5 separate regions of the Homo sapiens genome follow, and regions 2, 3, 4 and 5 are each linked to region 1. Evidence: chromatin contacts called from ENCODE Hi-C or POLR2A ChIA-PET data. All regions are on one chromosome and are shown on one strand. The core of a region is the stretch at or near the end of the contact, and the rest is flanking DNA. Distances in the headings are between cores, read along the strand shown. Region 1 has its middle 49 kb from the start of TMEM242. Region 2 overlaps ZDHHC14 (zDHHC palmitoyltransferase 14). Region 3 overlaps ZDHHC14 (zDHHC palmitoyltransferase 14). Region 4 overlaps ZDHHC14 (zDHHC palmitoyltransferase 14). Region 5 has its middle 67 kb from the start of SNX9.

Region 1 (3,965 bases), core at 733-3,232:
ATATTTGTGGCATGTTTGTTTTTTGAGAATAAAATAATCGTTGCCTACAATACATGGGTTGATCTAAAACCCCAAGCAGTCCCCAGGCCCCCTCCCTCCCTGGGGAGTGGAAGTGCTTGGAATCCTCCTTGCTGGGACTCAGGGCTGGGCTCTTGCCTTCTAGGGCCACTCCGGTGAGGTGAGATCATGACAACTTTCAAGGTTCTCTCTGCCTTGGGAGTGAAGCCCTGTGGACTTTGCACGCCCACCTGGAACAGGCCTGCTGTATGTGGAACTGTGTCCCCACAAAAGGTATGTTAAAGTCCAAACCCCTGGTGTTGAAGATTTCAGTGTTGAAGCCTTCTTTGAAAATCAGGCCTTTCCATTTTCAGCAAGTTAAAATGAAGCTATGTATGTATACACACACACTTTATTTATTTTATTTTTATTTATTTATTTTGAGAGGGGGACGCTGTCTCACTCTATCACCCAGGCTGGAGTACAGTGGCGCGATCTCAGCTCACTGCAATCTCCGCCTCCTAGGTTCAAGCGATTCTCCTGTCTCAGCCTCCTGAGTGACTGGGATTACAGGCACCCGCCACCAGCCTAATTTTTCGTACTTTTAGTAGAGATGGGGTTTCATCATGTTGGCTAGGCTAGTCACAAACTCCTGACCTCAGGTGATCCGCCTGCCTTGGACTCCCAAAGTGCCGGGATTACAGGAGGTTTTTTTTGTTTTGTTTTGTTTTAAACGGAGTCTCACTTGGTCGCTCAGGCAGGAGTGCAGTGGCGCGATCTCGGCTCACTGAAACCTCCGCCTCCCAGGTTCAAGCGATTCTCCTGTCTCAGCCTCCTGAGTAGCTGGGATTACAAGCGCCCGCCACCACCCCTGGCTAATTTTTGCATTTTGGGTAGAGATGGGGTTTCACCATGTTGGCCAGGCTGGTCTCGAACTCCTGACCTCAGGTGATTCGCCCTTCTTGGCCTCCCAAAGTGTTGGGATTGCAGGCGTGAGCCACAGCGCCCGTCCAAAATGAAGCTAAATTTGATGAGAGTGGGCTCTACTCCAAGACCACTGTTGTCCTTGTAAAAGGAGAAAAGACAGACACAGGGACACAGGGCCATGTGGCCACAGAGGCAGAGACTGGAGTGACGGGAGACAAGCCCCGAACACTGAGGACCCTGTACCCCAGAGGCCAAGAGAAAGGCATGGAACAGATTCTCTCCCCCAGCCTTCGGGGACCTTGACTCTGGACTTCCGGCCTCCAGAACCGCGTCTGTTGCTTGAAGCCTCCGGGTCTTCGCGGTGCAGAGAAGCGCCAGGCCTCCAGGGCCTCGCCTCCCGCCGCCCGCGCCCGGCCCCGGGTCCTCCCTCGGAAGCCGCCTGTCTGTCTGCCGCCGAGTCCCACCGGGCTTCGGCCGGCACTGCCCGTTTACCCTCCGTCCCTCCCATCCCTCCCGGCTCCTAGAGGAGCTGGGTCCGCGTCTAGCTCCTCGGCCCTCCCCGCGCGCTCGGCACCGCGCACGGCCCACGCTGGACAGATGTCCCCGGCCCTCTCCCCGGACGCCCCCAAGGCCCCTGCCTTCCAGGCCGAGCCTCCGCTGCCGCCGCTTCCCCGCGCTCTGCAGTCCCCGCGGCGCTCCCGGGGCCGCCGCTCGGCCGTGGTGCTCGCTTCGCCCAGCAGAGGGCGGCCGAGGCGCGGGCCTAGGCGGGGCTGTCGCCGCCTGTACGGGGCGGGCGGAGCGGGGCGCGGGCGACCTGACAGCGAGGCCCGGCGGCGCGTCCCCACAGCGGCCTCCCGCCCCGTCCGGGACCGGGGCTGCGGGGATGACCCCTAGCTGGAGGCCTTGGCTGCCTTTTGCTCTTTTGTTTTCTGTCTGGTCCCCTGGAACCGGGGCCACTGGAGGCTCCCGGAAACGCGCAGGCGACATCTCCCCGACCGTCCTCATCAGAAGCCCACGGAGCCCGTCCCGCCCACGCGTCCTGAAGGCGTGGCTGCGGGTGCCGTGGTCCCCAGGTCCCGCGTCTGGCCGCGCCCACCTGGCATCTCCCTGGACGCCCCCAGGCGCAGAGACTGAGCCTCCTCCCGGCTGCAGCGTCGGTCCCCGGGCGTGGCCGCCGTTCCCTGTCCCCCGCGCGTGCTCCCAGGAGAGTTCAGTCCTCAGCGCCCGCAGCTGCACCCTCTCGGAGCCCCTCATTTACCCACCTGTATCCCACTCCCGACCCCGGAACTCTCAGCACCCAGGGGCCGCCCTCTGCATGGTGGCTGCCAAAACCCAAAAACCAGAAGTGGGCTTTTCCTAGTGCCTTTTTGAGATCTAAGTGGTGTTTCTGGCGGTTTGGGTTTTAAGGTGCCATTTTCTGTCTACTTTCTTTACTTTCTCGAATGACTTTTTCTTGTTATAAGTAACTACATGTTCAAGGTCAAAAAATGAGAAAACATAAGCAAAAAAGGCACCTGAAATCCCAGCTTCCATCAATAACTATAGGAATATTTTGGTGTCTGCTGCCACATTTTCCCCTCTGCGTGTGGGTGTGTGTACGGTGATATGTTATTTTTCCAAAATAGGGATCCCTCCCATCCACCTCGGCAATCTGCTTTTCCACAGAGCAAGGCAGTGAGAACGTCTCTCTGTGAACCACAGTGAAGACGCACCCAGCAGGGTATAGGAGCTGGGCCCGCTGGGAGGGCGAGTGTGGGCGGGGCATAGCCGGCAAACCCAGCCCACCCGAGGCCTGGCCAGGGGAGGGCCCTCCCTGTGAGCCTCCTGGGGGCCCATGGGCCCTGTTACCTACGTCGCCTTGGTTGGTGAGGTCTCATCCCTGGCTGCAGCTGCCGGGCTTCAGGGTGTCCTTTTAAAGAGCACCTCGAAGAAGAAAATCCCATCCTTTCCTCTAGTCCCGGAAGAGTCCATCTGCAGTTGAAACAACTCTGCCCTTTGTAGAGTGGCTCTTTCTTGTGTGGATTTAAATACAAGGAATACAAAACAAATTCATATTGACCCCAAGGAGCCCCATTCCTCCCTCCGCCTCCGGACAACTAGGGTGCCTCCAGATCAGCAGTTCTCAATGAGAGGCTGGGGGGAGGGGGTTGGTGGGTGGAGTTTTGCCTCTCTTCCCCCAGGGGACGTCTCTGGTATTGCCTAGAGACACTAAGAGGGTGCTACTGGCACCTCGTGGGTAGAGGCCAGGATGCTGCTAAGCATTCTGCCATGCACAGCACAGGTCCCCACGAAAAAAGAATTCACTGCTGAAAATGTCGGTAGTGCCCAGATTGAGAAATCCTGTCCAGATGTTTCTCGACACTCTTCCAGGGGTCCAGGAGCCCAGGAGTCCCGAAGCCTAGGTCTGCCTACAGCACCGTCCAAGGGGTAATGGCCCTGGCTGATCACTCCCAGGCCACGTCCATTAGCCCAGGACCTGAAACGACTGGCGACCAAGAAGGGCCAAGAGGTTGCAACTGCAGTCTGTGGAAATGAGAGGCCCTGGGCAACGGGGCGTCAGGGGAGGAGATGAATTCAGTAGCTGAGGCTCTGTTTCGTTTTGTTTCACTGTGCATGGATTCAGGTTGTTTCCTAAGGCTCTATGTGCCTCGTTTATGAGTCTTTCCTTTCAAAACAATTCAAGATGTCCCAGCATTTCAACCCTCTGACTGCAGAACTCCACATTGCTAGAGCTCAAAGGAACCTTTGACATTTTCCACTCCAACTGTCTCGTTTTCAGGGAGCCAGACCAAGGTTTATGCACAGCTTCAGTGCCTCAGTTTCTTCCTCAGTAAAATCACAAATAATGACATCTCTCTTTGGCCAGCCCCCCCCCCCCACCAACTCCATGCCTCGGGCACTCTCACACACATTATCTCTGATACATCTACCCTGGGAAGGAAGTTGCCCCTCCTATTTCCCAGGTGACAGCGCTGGGCACTCAGACTGCGGGGAACTGACCTATGACCACACAGCGAGCAGGTGGAGGAGGGGAACACCAG
Region 2 (3,817 bases), core at 671-3,170, 390 kb before region 1:
CACAGACTCACAGAAAAATATGTTCGAGGGTGGAGCTGGAGGAGACAGTCAAGGTCACACAGTAGGAGCCTGAGGGCAGAGGCGGGCTCCTCTCCTTCCAACCCTCTCTGTCTCTTTCACCTTCCCTGTGGGAAGAGGTGGGCTCGCCTCAACCCTCTGTTTCTTTCAACTTTCCTCTCTGGGGAGAGGTGGGCTCTCCTCCACTCTCTGTCTTCCCCCCCCACCACCCCTCTCTTGTGCATTCTTCTACTTTGCACTACTCCATCAGCTGCTGGCCCTTTTCCTCTCCCCTGATCACCTCTCTGCCACCTAAGCCTGCAAAGAGCTCCTGCACACCCACGAGAACCTTCTCGGATAAGGTGGCTGTCGGCAGTGGTCGGTTAAGCTCCTGAGAGACTGTGTTCCCTGTTGGGGTTGATGCAGAGTTGGGTGCACCTTCGGAGACTTCCATTTGCAAACATCCCTTTGCTAACTTAAAGATAACAGCCCTAGAGGTGGCTTTACTGGGAAGCTAATGATGCTTCAGGCTCCTTTACTTACACAGCCTCTTTCCAAGGCCTCGTTCTCTGCATATTGTTTGTTTTTTCTTAAAGGAGGTCTCCCATGGCATGGTTCAGACCACTCCAAACCTGGCCCACTCCAGCACATACCTACTGGTGCTTTGCCATGCTGTACCTACGACTTGTTAAGAACTGTAGCAAACACTGTGTGGGCCTCACTGGCCAGGACCTTGTTGGAAATGCTCTTGAGTTTGTCAAGGGTGAAGCTTAAGGACTTGAAGAAGGTGTGAAATAATATTTGTGAAAGAAGAAGTTTAGCCTAAGCCATTTAATTTTTGTTTTGTTTTGTTTTTTTTGAGATGGAGTCTCACTCTGTCACCCAGGCTGGAGTGCAGTGGCACGATCTTGGCTCACTGCAGCCTCTGCCTCCTGGGTTCAAACAATTCTCCTACCTCAGCCTCCTGAGTAGCTGGGACTACAGGCACGCACCACCATGCCTGGCTAATTTTTGTATTTTTTTTTTTTTTTTTTTTAGTGGAGATGGGGGTTTTACTGTGTTGGCCAGGCTGGTCTCAAACTCCTGACCTCAAGTGATCTGCCTTCCTCGGCCTCCCAAAGTGCTGGGATTACAGGTCTGAGCCACCGTGCCTAGCCCGTAAGCCATTTAATTTAAAAAATCTATATAGAAGTCACTCAGAAATGTTTTCCAAATGACTCTTTGGAACCCTGACTTATCTGATGATAAGCACCTCTTCTACACAGATTTGTTTAAACATCTTAAAAGATGACTGTCTATCTAAGTCTAGCTATGGGTGTTTCCCCTGATAGAGGGACTGCTTTTGTAGTAATAATGAACCTACTCTCTGTGCCCTCCCCAGCTTTCCTGCTGGGATGACAGCAGGGGGCAGGGGCACTGGCATCAGGCACCTAAGTATCTAAGTCCTGCGTGTAGTTCACAGCTTTGAAAACACTTTGCCACATTCAAACTGATTTCCATTTAGAAGGCAAATCTCAGTTGGGGCACACGGGGACCAGGCTCTGTTCTGCAGGGTGTCACCCATCTAAATCTCCTGTTGGCTCAGAAGAGAGCACTGGCGTGGACAGAGCAGAGTTTTGTCAGATTCCAACCAAGGGTAGTGCAATGACTCTACTGACTGGAATTTACAATTCTCATTAAACGCTCTCAAAACGTCGCCTGTTTTGAACATATGCTTCTTAGAAAAAACTTAGATATCAAATGACTCAGGGATACCTGATTTTTTTAAAAGAGCTTTTCCTAATTTTCCACTCTGCCAGAATTCCAAGGGCGATGGGTTCATAAACCTTCATGGCTGTGATTCTCATTTGAGAAAGTCATGGGGGAAAATGGCCAGTATTTTCAGGGTTACTGTGGAGATGGCCATGACAAATATTCTTACACTTCCCTTTTTTTTTTTTTAAACCTTTGCTTCTAATTCTTATTTGCCCATTTCTTGTTGACTTTTCTACTTAACTTTCTTGCTCTCTGGACTCACCAACTCTCTTCCCCTCTATCCTTCTTCCCCATTGATTTCTCTCCCACTTCTCCTTTTTCCGTCTTCTCTTTTTCTTCTTTGTTTCTTCCTTTCTACCTCTCTCTTTTTTACTTTGAACCCTTTTCCCTCCGCTACCCAGCCTTCCTGGCTTTTCATTTGAGGACCCTTTTACCTTCCACCAGTAGAGGGAGACATCACCGCTCGCTTTTTCTCTCTTACAATTTGGTGGCTGTGCATACATCCCGGCTAACACCAAGAAGCCGTTGGTTATGTTTGAATTGATCTAACCAGTTATATAATCCTAAGGAAAAACAGCTGACCACTTAGATATCTGACAGTGATAGTCCATCTACTCTGAACAGAAAACTGAGATACTCATGTTTTTATTCCAAAACAACCTTTTAAAAGTTCATATGTATCAAATATTAGGTTGAATCATATGACATTACCAATTTTTAAGGTCAAAAATTGGCCGAATGCTGGATACTAATAGAATAGAATTTTGATTTCTTGTAAGAGTGTCTATGAAAAGACCTTTCTGCTGGCAGCATAAAAATCCCACTGTCTGGAGTGCTGGAGCTTTTGCTGTCATTGCAGTAAGTCACTGTGACAGCTGATTTACTGCCCAAATGAAGTGTCGGCATGTAACTTGCAAAGAAGTTTATGGCTTCAGATGTCTGGAAGTCATACACATTAGCACTTAATGTTACAATTTAAAAATGCCATAGAGATCATTCCTGTTTCTGCAGATTCTCAAATAAAATTGCTCATGTAGGAATACATTTTATTTTACCCTAGCTGACGTCTTGTCTGAAAAAACCGAGTGTACAGATGCTACTAAAAGCAAAACTAGGAGCTTTCTAGATGGTCTGTGTACAAATTAAGAATGAGTGAAATTATTTATTTCTTTTGCTCCAATTCTGTCAAAAGCATTAGAGTTACGCATCATGTATTTCTGCTTGGCTGTGAAGCTCTGTTCTGGGGTCTTATGAATGCTTATTAACAGTTACAGAAACACCACAGTCTTCTAAAGTCCACCTAAAATGCAGGTGCAGGTTGGAAGGAGAGCTTTTTTGTATTCTTTTATTTAACATTATCATTTACGTTTGCCTAAGTTATTTTTTTTCCTACTACATTTGATTTTTCAGATTACATGGAGAGTTCTTCTGCAATACTAGCTTAATAAATCATGCAACTGCTGGTTTAATCTTGTTTTGATACTGGATTGGGGTATTTAAAATGTTAGGTTAAGTAAATACAGTAAATGATTTTCTAAAAACAAAATTGTAGCAATTATGTACCATGTTACTATCTTTGCATTTAGCATGCGATCCCAAAGGACCTTTGTAGCAACAAGTGCCAGATATAAGCATAAATGATGACACCAATGCTATACAAAAGTTAAATTATTTGACAATCAAATGAAGTGTGTACACTAAAAAGTGGATCATAACTGGATGTCGTGAGTATGTCATGCATATACATTGTTCTAGATAGAACTTCAATGTTAGCTCATAATAAAAGCCAATAATGAGGGAAGCAGCAATAATGAAAATGTGGTCCTCAGCTGGCTCTGGGTTATCTGCACATACTTCCAGTATGGGTCCTTGAAATTTCATAGGAGTTCAGATGGCAAGAGACACCTGTGGTCACACCCATCACATTATTGCTTTAGATGTCACATTGTTGCTTCCCTAACATTTTCTTCCTTGAGAATTTATAGTAGAGAGAAAATTTCATAGGCACTGAATAACCACCCCCATCCCCCACTTGTGAGAGAGGATACACTAACACTGAATTTTC
Region 3 (3,643 bases), core at 679-3,178, 340 kb before region 1:
TTCTTGTTGTTCACATAAAGCTGCAAGCACTTCACTGAGTCACTGCAGTCCAGTCAGCAGGTCCTTAATTACTTTTCTCAACAAAGGCACTCAAAAGAACAGGCAAAGTTCTACCAGTTAGGACCGGCTATGGAATGTCGGGGGCCCGTGGCAAAATGAAAATTTGGGGCAGCTGCTTAAAAATCATTAAGAATTGGCCGGGCACAGTGGCTCATGCCTGTAATTCCAGCACTTTGGGAGGCGGAGGTGGGTGGATCCCCTGAGGTCAGGAGTTTGAGACGAGCTTGGTCAACATAGTGAAATCCCACCTACTAAAATTACAAAAATTAGCCAGGTGTGGTGGCGGGCACCTGTAATCCCAGCTAGCTGGGAGGCTGAGGCATGAGAATCGCTTGAACCTGGGAAGCAGAGGTTACAGTGAGCCAAGATTGCACCATTGCACTCCAGCGTGGGTGACACAGTGAGACTCTGTCTCAAAAAAAAAACAAAAAAAAAACATGAAGAGTTTCAAGCTGGAGAGAGCAGAACACGAAGTCCATCTGGGGCCCCGTGTGAGGAAGCAGGTCACACACTGGTGACCCCGGCCCTGCTAACTGCCATAGTGTTACGGCCTGGGAATGTGATTTTCCCATTTGTGGCAGATCGATGTCTAGCGATTCCATGGGGTTTTCTGAGAGGATTTATAGAGAGTTTTTCTAAGAACATCACACAGTGAGGAAGTTGTGATTTCCTCGGAGTTAAGGCCTAGTCAACAGCCCCTTCTCTATGGAGAGCCTTGGGGCTTTTCTTCCCCTTGAACTACAGCAGTTAGACCTATGTCTGTTTTATATATTGAGTTTCCTCATTACTTTTCATTTTCTAAAATGGATCACTGCTTACATCAACCAAAAAAAAAAAAAAATCAGTCAGCTAGTAAATGTGGTAAAGTTGACTGTAAATCAGTCAGCTAGTAAATGTGGTAAAGTTGACTGTAATTTTTGTGAGCAGCTGTGAGTGAAGTTCCTGGAGGTGGGGCTGCTCCCTTATGAAACACCACACAGTGGGGCACTGTTGATGGGATGTAGGACTCTATGGCACAGGACTTGAACTTGGGTCCTGGCCTTTTGCACTCCCCGCCCCCCCATCCCCCCTACCAAGAGCTGCGGTGTCTTCACCCAGGTGCACCAGCCAGCGGTGGGGGGGCTTGCCAAGAGCTGCCATTTTCTAGCCTGGGCGAGGCTGACTGGGTGAAGGTGTGATGGGAACAAGTTTACCAAGGAAGAAGGATATAATATCAGGGAGACCACGAGAGGAAGAGTCAGCAAACACTAAAACTGTCAGCCCTTTCAATACTATTTTCCAAGAGTATCAGAAACTGTTTATAGCCTCCAGGGCAACCGTTCTTAGACTTTTTTTTTCATTCCTTACTGGTTTAAAACTCTGATGACAGCTATGGATCCCTTCACTCTCGTGCACTCACACATTTTAGGTACAATTTCCCGAAGCCTATTCCTAGGCCCCAGGTTAAGAATGGATGACCTATCAGGTTAGTTCACAGAAACTGAAATAACTTATTTCAGATGATGAGATGGATGGGCTGCCTACTGCTCCAACAAGGCTGCTTGAAATGATTTATTTCAACCAGAATTTAAAACTGAGCTGTTCTAAGAAGGCAGGCCAACAGGTGCCTATCGTGTGGCATGCTAAATGTGCCATCCCCAGGGTCCCGGAGGTATACAACCTAAAATCCCAGCCCCAGGCAGGCTGACACCCTGGGCTAACCCCGGCATAAGTCAATGGAATCCTTGGCCTACTCAGAAGGAGCTACTCTAATTACGCTTTATTCCAGGATTTCTTAAACTAAGGGTTGTGATCAAATAGTGAGTCATGAAATTGATTTAGCTGGTCATGACCAGCACTAAAAACAAACAATAAAATAGAAAGTATCAAGGCATCTTCTGTTGAGAAAGGCAAGCACTGTTTCATGCCTTTTATGTGCATCTCTGTGCACTGGATCCCAGTAGAAAATGTATTTCCTACTGTGAGTTGCTGTAAAACACAAAAAGTTTGAAAGCTACTGTTTTATTCGAATTTGTAGGAGGCACACGTGAGGCCCTCCGATATCTGTTGAGTAGATAAATACACGTGTAGGTTGCGTCAGTCACAGACCTAAAGACACCATGAGTCATTTTCAGTGATGGCATTTCCACCCTCCCAGAACTGTGCAAGGATTACTAGCTCTTGATCAGACTTAATTTTTTTTAAATGATCATTTCTCTTGGAGTCTGACATTTTAAAATTTGTGCTTCTGGTAGGTTTGAGGGTGAAGGATATGGGTTTCATTTAGTTTAGATTGGGTGCCCGAGGCTTTTTTTTTCCCCCCAGTTGAGAACACTAACCTCATCATAGGGCCAAAAAAGCAATATACTTTTTTTTTTTTTCTCTAAGAGAGAAGACTACGATGGAGACATGAAGGTAGATACAGCAAGAGGAGCATCAAATTCTCTTTTTCTTCTTCCCTCCCTTCTCTCCTTCAGTAAATACTAACTGAGCAGCTGCATGCCAGTCAAGGAGTTGGCTGCTGGGAATACAGTAAGGGAAACTGACACAGGCCTGGCCTCTTGAAGCTTACCCAACTGTGGGCAGAGACATCGGCCACTCGAGTCCACACATCCCCAGTGTATACCATGACAACCCTGGTCAGAGCTATGAAGGAAGCATACAGAAAGCTATGGGAAGTGTGTGCAGTGGCAGGCTTCCCTGAGGAGCCCACGCCTGAACATCTCCCTGAAAGATGAGCAGGAATTAACAGAGAGGAACCAGAGGAGACCTCGGGGCTGGAGCCCAGGTGGCATGCAGGACTACGGTGCAAGCCGAGAGAGGTGGGTCTTGTATACTAGGTTAAGGATTTTGGCCTCCTTCCCATAGTGATGAGATTCTGTTTGGAAACGGTCACTCTGATGTCAGCATAGAGGCTGGATTAGATGAGGAGCAGAGTGGATGGTGGGTGTCCTCCGAGAGACCTTTGCACAGTTAAAGTGAGAGATGATGGCGGCTTGCAGCTGGCCGAGGCAGTGCACAGAAGGAAAGGGATGAAGTGGTTTAAGCTGGGATCCACCTAGTAAGCAAACTGTACAGAGCCTGGTGATGGATTAGGTGAGCAGGGTGTGGCAGAGAAAGGAGTCGGTAGGACCCTCACGTCTGTGTAGCCTGTGAATGGGGCTGGCCCTCAGCAAGGTGGGGGGTCACTGGGGAAAGATGATTTGGGGTGCTTTTATCTCCCCAAGTGGACATGTCCAGCGGGAAGCTGCATATGCATGTCTGGAGCTCTGAGGAGAGGTCTGAGCTAGAGACATAAGCCTGGCAGAAAGAGAGACTCCGGAAGGCAAAAGGAGCAAGACACAGGTATAAACACACACTCGTCAGAGCCACAAAGCCAAGAACCACACACACACAAAAGGGACGGAGCCGGTCAAAAAGATGCACAAACAGGGAAAGTCAGATGAACAGAGACAGACTTTCATGAAGCAATCGCTTGTGGCTTTTCTGGGTATGGAAGAAATATATTTTTCAAGCTAAGTTGCAGTTTGACAATTCCAGGCAGAAATAAGGTGAGCACTTGGCCAGAGTCCACCCTCCCTTGCTGGATCGTCTCCAACCTGCA
Region 4 (3,905 bases), core at 892-3,391, 260 kb before region 1:
AAATCCTCAACAACTCACTTTTTATAAAAGTGGCAGAATTCCCAACCCTAAACAATGAGGTCAGGGCTACTGAGACACCTTCAAAATGCTGCTTAGAAAAAGCATAGAGCATCTGTAGTCCTTGTGGTAAAGACAAGGCAATAAGCAGACCCTGCCCATGACTGTGAATGTTAACCTCCTGAAGGAGGTGAGACTAATGGGACATCCCAGTTGACCCACAGACTGGCACGGCTTCACAGCTGAAGGAAGCACTGTGCACAGTATGGCAAATTCTTAGTCCGAGCTCAGATGACTTGAAAATGGCTCCTCCATATTTCTGAGCAACTGTGGATGGGAACTCCAATGCTGAGTGCCATCTGTGTTGAGGAAGACTCCATCCCCAAGGGCCTGGATCTGATACAAGATGATGAGGCAGCTGCCAAAGATATAAACACCAAATGGAATCCTATTTCTGTCTCAAGAATTGTGACCTACATACAACTCAGGGCAGTGTAGCAAACAGGCTACAGGCATCTTAGTCTTCATAAAGATTAACTGGAAAGTGACAGGGGGAAAAATAAGAATACATCTTCATAACATAAAAGAAATTAGCTAATTTAGCACCGGATACTAAAATGATGAGAAGCCTTTACAGAACTCTCCCTCCAATCATATACATCAGCAAGAGCTGTTTGATTTTGGATATGATGATAAATACCTATGCACAAACTGCCAAAGCATTGTACATTAGAGGTACAGAAATTCATTCCAGGTAATAATTAGAAATGTAGCACTGCCAAAAGATTATATGGAATTTTTTTCAGTTCAAATAGCAATCTCTTTGAATCTTTAGTAAAAATTGTTTTTGTGCATTGATGTTTATACATGAAAAATGGAACTGTTTTCTGGGCGCTATATTATCTGAGACCACACAATCAGAGTGCATCCTTCCTCTGCTCAGAACTAAATATTTGATATTGGTCATTAAAAAGATAGATGGAGCCGGGCGCGGTGGCTCACGCCTGTAATCCCAGCACTTTGGGAGGCCGAGGCGGGCGGATCACGAGGTCAGGAGATCGAGACCATCCCGGCTAAAACGGTGAAACCCCGTCTCTACTAAAAATACAAAAAATTAGCCGGGCGTAGTGGCGGGCGCCTGTAGTCCCAGCTACTTGGGAGGCTGAGGCAGGAGAATGGCGTGAACCCGGGAGGCGGAGCTTGCAGTGAGCCGAGATCCCGCCACTGCACTCCAGCCTGGGCGACAGAGCGAGACTCTGTCTCAAAAAAAAAAAAAAAAAGATAGATGGAGGGATAGATAGACAGACAGACAGGCAGACAGATAGATAGATATAAAATCATTTTAGCATCAAACAGACACTGACATCCCAGAATCAATACTGTCATTAATTCTATATTCATGTTTAGAGACTGGCTTACAGGTTAGAATTTGACATAATGCTGATTCCTTGAACAAAACCCCTAAGACTAAATTAATTTCTTAAACATTTGGATAAGAAACATGGATTTCATTATTGGGTAATTAGGTCACTCTGTTTTCCAGAGGACATTCTTTGGGAGAAGATTAACTTAAAAACTAAACAAAACAAAAGAACAATATTAACAAGATATAGCAGAGACATTAAAACCAAGTGCCCTTTGGAACAAGAAGTAGAGAATCTTTTCCTGTATCAAAACAATTTGAGTCCTCTTTTAATGTTTTGTCTATAAATGGATACACATAAAAAAAGTTTGTTAATAGTAGCTCATGACTCCTGACTGCAGCAAATGGCCTACATTTGATATTTTTGGTCTGTCCTGTACGTATGAAAGCATAAACATGAGAATAACTGTTTTTTAGACATAACCACGAGGCATACATTTATTATTACACAGGAAGAGGAAGTGGCCTTGCTGCATTATTGCCACACTCCAATCCAGGGAGTTGCTACTTTGCAGAAATCACAAAGTAACCTAGCATTTTAAGTTTCAGATTCTCGATTGCAAAGCATTTCAATAATAAGTAGCTAAGGCAAACAATCATAAATGAAATAACCTGAGCCAATGACTCACACATCTGAAATAATCAGAGTAGCATTGTGAGAAATGGAGGTTTTAAGGGTTGCAATAGAAATGACCCCTTTTCCTTTTCAAATGAGTCACTGCAAAACAAAGGTACTTTTCACTTACAGGCAGGAACATAAGCACCATTCATTTTGTGATTTGTTCCTTAATCACATACTTAGAAATAAATCTACCACCACAAGGCAAAGATGAGCGCATTACTTGGAGACAAATAGAGGAAAAAGTAGATTCAGAAATCATATCCACTCACAACTCCAGAATAGGAAAAACCAAATAGATGATTTCATAAAACTCCCAAGAGTGACATTCCCCTACAAGATCACGATGGCAGGACCCCGTGCCTGGAAAGCACGATTAGTGACTAATCGTGTTAATTACCCCAGACGCACAGAGCCAGGAGTCTATGCATGCCTGTATGAAGGGAGGGAATTTAAATCAATGAGCCCAGGGACTAACGTGGAAAATATGAGCAAAGCAAGCTGGAAGGAAAAGCTCAAACCCAGAGAGCATGGAGGTGACAGTAGAACTCCACATACCCATTTGTAGACTACAAACTTGATGTTCAGTTTCATCAAAGCTCAACAGCTCTTTTTCACACGCGTCTCTCTGTCTACCTTTGTCGGGTGAGAACTGTAGCTTTCAGGCTTGCTAAGGGAGGAGGAAGGTGAAGGTCACCCTACCGAGTCGAGGAATGTCACTTAGGAAATCTGGTTTTTCCCTACAGGACTTCTGGCTAGATGCAGAGTTAAACAGGGATGTCTCCAAACACAGCACAGTCTTGCCTTGAACCTGCAGAGTTCATGAGTGAGGAGAGGGGCTCCAGGCTTCAAGCACTTGCGTGAACAGAGAGCGGAGGAGGGGAGACAAGGAGAGTGCTCTCTTCTGCCCGTGGGGCCCAAACACCCTCCAAGCATGCAAGACAGAGTTAGTGTCCTTACTCTTAACTCAGGGCCTCCCAGACCACCCAGAGAGGTCTACTTAAGATACAGGACCTGGGAATCTGTAGCTTTATAATACAGGCTTCAAATCATAGTGTGTAAACAGCCCAATTTACTCATCTACTATTGAGAATGTACAAGAGCTTACTAGTGAATATTGTGGTGCATCAACATTTTTGCCAAGTGATTCTGAGTTGCATTTAAAATTCCAGGAAGAGGCCGGGAGTGCCTATAATCCCAACACTTTGGGAGGCTGAGGTGGGCAGATTGCTTGAGCTCAGGAGTTTGAGACCAGCCTGGGCAACATGGCGAAACCCCGTCTCTACAAAAAAAATACAAAAACCAGCTGGCTGTGGTAGTGTGTGACTGTAGTCCCAACCACTTGGGAGGCTGAGGTGGGAGGCTGGCTTGACCCTGGGAGGCTGAGGCTGCAGTGAGCCAAGATCATGCCACCGCACTCCAGCCTGGGCAACAGAGCCAGACCCTGTCTCAAAAACATGAAATGAAATGAAATGAAATGAAATGAAATGAAATGAAATGAAATGAAATGAAATGAAATGAAATAGAATTCCAGGAAGCCAGAGGCTTCTGGGTAGCATGTGAATCATGGGAGGGAAAGCCAACACTGTTTTGCCCCAAAAGTTGCTCTTTAATGTCCAGACATTACTTAGGCATGGCAACCACATGCCCCAGATTTCCCATTCGAGTCCTGGTTCAGGTGAATGTTTTGTCATTTTCAGACCATGTGTGGCTGCTGAGCTAATTGGCCAAAGTAACTCCATTTTGCTTTCTGTGCATCCTGGAACCGTAAGGCATCGTCAGGGCAAGCCAGGGCCCTTCCGAGAAAGCTCTTCCTAGAGCTGCTGGTGTGTGTGCTGGGAAGACCTGCACATACCAAGCGTCCAG
Region 5 (3,951 bases), core at 338-2,837, 480 kb before region 1:
GATATTGCCATTTCCCTGTATAATATTCTCCCAAAGACCCTCATAGCATTCCATGTAACATCTAGCCTCCTTGGCATGGTAGAAAAGGCCTTTTAGGTGACCTGGCCTCATCTGCTTCTTTTTTCTTTCTTTTCTTTTTCCTTCCTTCCTCTCTTTTTTCTTTCTTTCTTTCTCTCTTTCTCTTTCCTTCTTTCCTTCCTTCCTTTCTTCTTTCTTTTCTTTTCTTTTTTGATAGGGTCTTGCTCTGAAGACCTTGGAGGCTGGAGTGCAGCAGTGAGATCACACCTCACTGTAACTTTGAACTCCTGGGCTCAAGTGATCCTCCTGCCTCAGCCTCCTGAGTAAGTGGGACTACAGGCATGCACCACCATGGCCGGCTAATTTTTAATTTCTTTTTGTGGAGACGAGGTCCTGCTATGTTGCCCAAGCTCCTCAAACTCCTGGCCTCCCCATCTGCTTCTTAGTCTTCTTGTTACCATTCCTCCTGAGACCTACGCTCCAGCTGTGGGGACATTTCTCAGGCCTACCCCCTATGCTGGTGCCAACCCCTTCACCCAGAATCCCTCCACCCGACGCCAGCCCTAGCCCCTATTCCTTTCTTTGATTGCCTGCTCCTAGTCATCCTTCAAAGCTTGGTTCAGCTGCAAGCTTCCCAGTATGGCTGTGCAAGGGGCATTGCAAAGAGGTGGAGGGTGCCCTGTGCACATCTGAGGTCACTGTAGATTATGACAATTTTCTGGTACATAGTGATAAAATGAATGGTGCCACTGAGGTCATCAGCAGGGCAACTTCTGTCACTTCCTCCTGGAAATGTTCACTGGCCCTCCCAGTTTGCGTTGGGTGACTCTTCTCTGTCATGGCCATGTCATACCAAACTGTGACTGTTTATTAGTATCCATGCTCTTTTGGAGGATGAGCTCTTGGAGGACAGGACCGTGTCCTTCCCTTCTGTATACCTGGCACAAGAACTGATGGGCAGTCCGTGAAGGTTTGTTGAGTGAATGAGCGTGTCCCCGGTAACAGAGTGCCGTGGATAAGGCCCCAGGATCCTGAGTTAGAATCCTGGTGCTGCCTCTCCCATGCAGGGTGACTTAGACACAGCACTCCACAAGTAGCCACCCCATACCTCATACAAAGAGTATGGGGCTCAAGTGAGAAAGTGGCTGCCAAGCACTGAGGGAATGCATGGTGATTCTTACGACTGAATATTTTCCAGTGCTGAAGCTGCTTCTGTGTTGTGCTTCCTAGTCCACTTTTCTGGACTCCCTCTCTCGGTTTGTTTATTATTATTTTAATCCTCCTGAGTTTTACTAGAGAGGCAGCACCATCTTGGTAAATATCTTAACTGCCAGCTCCTGGTGGGGGGAGGGGGTGGAAGTTGAAGTGGAATTCAGTGCAGTGATGTGTGAGATAATGGAACACACACACATTACAGCTAAAGTCCAAGGGAAAGGCTGTCAGAATTAGCTGGATTCTCCCGGCGTCCTCTCTGCACCGGGGCTTGCGATCTGGCCCTCGGCCGCAGGTTGGCACAGCCTGCTTTGTTGCTGAGATGCCCAGTTTCCTCTCGCTCCTGCCCTCTGCTGGCCGGAATCAGATTCTTTCCCGCATATTTGACTCTGTTGCCTCTGGGGATCCGCCTGGGGATCCGCCTGCGTCTCGGGGGCCTGGTTTTCTTTGCTTATTCACTTGCTTGCTGGAGTGTCTATTCCCTGCTTGCTGCATTAGAAGCTATGGGGTACACAAGTGATGCTGGTCCTCAAAGTCCACCTTCAAGGAGCAAGAAATTTGGATAATCTTGGAGAAGCAGAAGCCAGGACCTCAATCCAGAACTCTGTGCCTGGAGCAATGAAGGAGTTATTGTCCCCAGACATGGCACACCAGATTGCAAATTTATAAAGACAGGGAATCATACTTATGTAGAGCTTCGCAATTTACAGAGCACCAAGACATACATTTTCCAATTTAACTCTTTTTTTTTTTTTAGACAGAGTCTCACTCTGTTGCCCAGCTAGAGTGCAGAGTGCAGAGGAACAATCACAGCTCACTGCAACCTCCACCTCCTGGGTTCAAGCAATCCTCCTGCCTCAGCCCCCCAAGTACTTGGGTCTACAGGCACTTGCCACCACGCCCAGCCAATTTTTGTATTTTTTGTAGAGACAGGGTTTCACCATGTTGCCCAGGCTGGTCTTGAACTCCTGACCTCAAGTGATCTGCTTACCTCAGCCTCCCAAAGTGTAGGGATTACAGGCATGAGCCACCATGCCTAGCTAATTTAACCCTTTCAAGCAAACCACTGAGGATGGTATTAATGAAATAAAATAGAAATTGTGTTGGGAGACTGACATTTACTGTCATCAGATGTGATTACTGGCAAACATCTTGTTAGTCAGCTGATGTTATGTCTCACCTCAAAGGACACACTTGATGGGTGGGTGGGGGAAAGCCAGTAAGCCAGGAGTTTCAAAGGAACACTGTGTGGTCTGACCCACACTGTCTTTCCGTAGCATCTGAACTTTCTGTCCCTGCCTCTCCAGCAATGTCTGAGAAGATCAAAGTCTGAGGAGACAGATGTGACTCCTGGAGAGGCATCCAATGGGTAGTTCTCCACTTCTGCCTTGCAACCGTGATCCCAGAAATTCTGAAAGGGCACTTTTAGGATTAAAAGCATTTAGCTTCGTTTCTTCCTTTGTAGGAATGGAAAATCAAAATCACTCTGAAGTCGTGGTTTCTTTTAAGATGCAAAACAACTCCTTTCAAGCCATTGCTTTTAAATCTCTCACATTCAAGCTTAAATCAGTGAGTGACATTGTCACCGTATAATCCGACTGAGTTAAATCGAATAGTGGGAAAGTGGCCTTTTCTTTCTTTAATCTTTGACAAAATAAGGCAAATTCTAAAATTATGCCCAACAGTCTATCAGTAGTCTTTGTTGTTCCACATGTTCAAAGAGAAATGTCTATAAACTCTCAGCTGGTGTTTTTCTAACCCGGAGGCATTCTCTTCCCTACCAGGAAGGGAGGAGTGACTAACATATGATGCTGAGAGAGGCCACTAGGAAAGAGATGGCTGAGAGGGAGAATTTCTCCCGGTGTCAGAGGCATGCGAACCAGAGCAACTCCATCTTGAATACAGAGCTGGGTAAAATGAGGCGGAGACCTACTGGGCTGCATTCCCAGACTGTTAAGGCATTCTAAGTCACAAGATGAGATAAGAGGTCAGCACAAGATGCAGGTCATAAAGACCTTGCTGATAAAGCAGGTTGCAGTAAAGAAGCCGGCCCTATCTCACCAAGACCAAGATGGCCACGAGAGTGACCTCTGGTCGTCCTCACTGCTACACTCCCACCTGCACCATGACAGTTTACAAGTGCCATGGCAATGTCAGGAAGTTACCCTGCATGGTCTAAAAAGGGGAGACATGAGATTCACCCCTTGTTTAGCATATCATCAAGAAACAACCATAAAAATGGGCAACCAGCAGCCCTCGGGGCTGCTCTGTCTATGGAGTAGCCATTCTTTATTCCTTTACTTTCTTAATACACTTGCTTTCACTTTATTCTATGGACTCACCCTGAATTCTTTCTTGCACAAGATCCAAGAACCCTCTCTTGGGATCTGGATCAGGACCCCTTTCCTGTAACACCTGCACTGCTATTCCGACCATAGTCTTGGATGCTTTGAGGTTGTGATAGCTGCACAGGTGAGAGGGAGAGCCCTCACTCAGAAATTTTGCTCTCGAAACTCAGAGGCACAGAGCAGACTTAGGACGTGCTGATGTCCACGCTCACAACATGCATGTTGCTCAGTTCATACAATGTGTGACGCACGTCAGACAGACCCACCTTCAACAAAGCACTTTTATGTCTCAAAACAGGAAGCATCCAAAAAATGCAGCCACCCAACTGCTTCCTTCCAGTAGAATCCTCCTCTTGTCCAGGTTTCTATCCTA

The links. A loop is a pair of places that touch in the nucleus more often than their neighbours do. ChIA-PET counts read pairs that join two places held with the same protein, here RNA polymerase II (POLR2A). Pooled maps may share reads with other maps.
Region 2: a pooled map shows a loop between it and region 1 (13-fold over the local background). The contact joins two enhancer-like sites. A Hi-C loop is called at or near these places in 8 of 50 pooled maps. POLR2A ChIA-PET finds 5 or more read pairs at or near these places in 2 of 52 experiments (activated CD4-positive, alpha-beta T cell and activated T-cell).
Region 3: a pooled map shows a loop between it and region 1 (3-fold over the local background). The contact joins two enhancer-like sites. A Hi-C loop is called at or near these places in 2 of 50 pooled maps. POLR2A ChIA-PET finds 5 or more read pairs at or near these places in 2 of 52 experiments (H1 and activated CD8-positive, alpha-beta memory T cell).
Region 4: a loop to region 1 is called in a pooled map, with 2.8 times the contacts of the local background. The contact joins two enhancer-like sites. A Hi-C loop is called at or near these places in 1 of 50 pooled maps. POLR2A ChIA-PET finds 5 or more read pairs at or near these places in 2 of 52 experiments (T-cell and activated naive CD4-positive, alpha-beta T cell).
Region 5: a loop to region 1 is called in a pooled map, with 4 times the contacts of the local background. The contact joins two enhancer-like sites. A Hi-C loop is called at or near these places in 2 of 50 pooled maps. POLR2A ChIA-PET finds 5 or more read pairs at or near these places in 3 of 52 experiments (OCI-LY7, activated CD4-positive, alpha-beta T cell and activated T-cell).

The regions. Positions count from the first base shown.
Region 1 is chr6:157,272,573-157,276,537 of GRCh38, reverse strand. No RefSeq gene overlaps it. Among named protein-coding and RNA genes, the nearest start is that of TMEM242, 49 kb to the left of the region's middle. RefSeq lists silencers at 1,343-1,902, 2,103-2,192, 2,623-2,782 and enhancers at 1,577-2,408, 2,409-3,241. Within about 2 kb of position 1,982, at least 32 of the 41 ENCODE cell types and tissues checked have a DNase peak (open chromatin) inside an H3K27ac peak, as active enhancers do.
Region 2 is chr6:157,665,739-157,669,555 of GRCh38, reverse strand. The region is part of intron 8 of ZDHHC14 (zDHHC palmitoyltransferase 14); the gene reads right to left. Among named protein-coding and RNA genes, the nearest start is that of MIR3692, 140 kb to the right of the region's middle. RefSeq lists an enhancer at 1-189. Within about 2 kb of position 1,920, at least 2 of the 41 ENCODE cell types and tissues checked have a DNase peak (open chromatin) inside an H3K27ac peak, as active enhancers do.
Region 3 is chr6:157,611,621-157,615,263 of GRCh38, reverse strand. All of the region lies in intron 3 of ZDHHC14 (zDHHC palmitoyltransferase 14), which reads right to left. Among named protein-coding and RNA genes, the nearest start is that of MIR3692, 84 kb to the right of the region's middle. Within about 2 kb of position 1,928, at least 10 of the 41 ENCODE cell types and tissues checked have a DNase peak (open chromatin) inside an H3K27ac peak, as active enhancers do.
Region 4 is chr6:157,534,192-157,538,096 of GRCh38, reverse strand. All of the region lies in intron 1 of ZDHHC14 (zDHHC palmitoyltransferase 14), which reads right to left. Among named protein-coding and RNA genes, the nearest start is that of MIR3692, 7.0 kb to the right of the region's middle. Within about 2 kb of position 2,141, at least 14 of the 41 ENCODE cell types and tissues checked have a DNase peak (open chromatin) inside an H3K27ac peak, as active enhancers do.
Region 5 is chr6:157,754,452-157,758,402 of GRCh38, reverse strand. No RefSeq gene overlaps it. Among named protein-coding and RNA genes, the nearest start is that of SNX9, 67 kb to the left of the region's middle. RefSeq lists a silencer at 2,792-3,086. Within about 2 kb of position 1,587, at least 10 of the 41 ENCODE cell types and tissues checked have a DNase peak (open chromatin) inside an H3K27ac peak, as active enhancers do.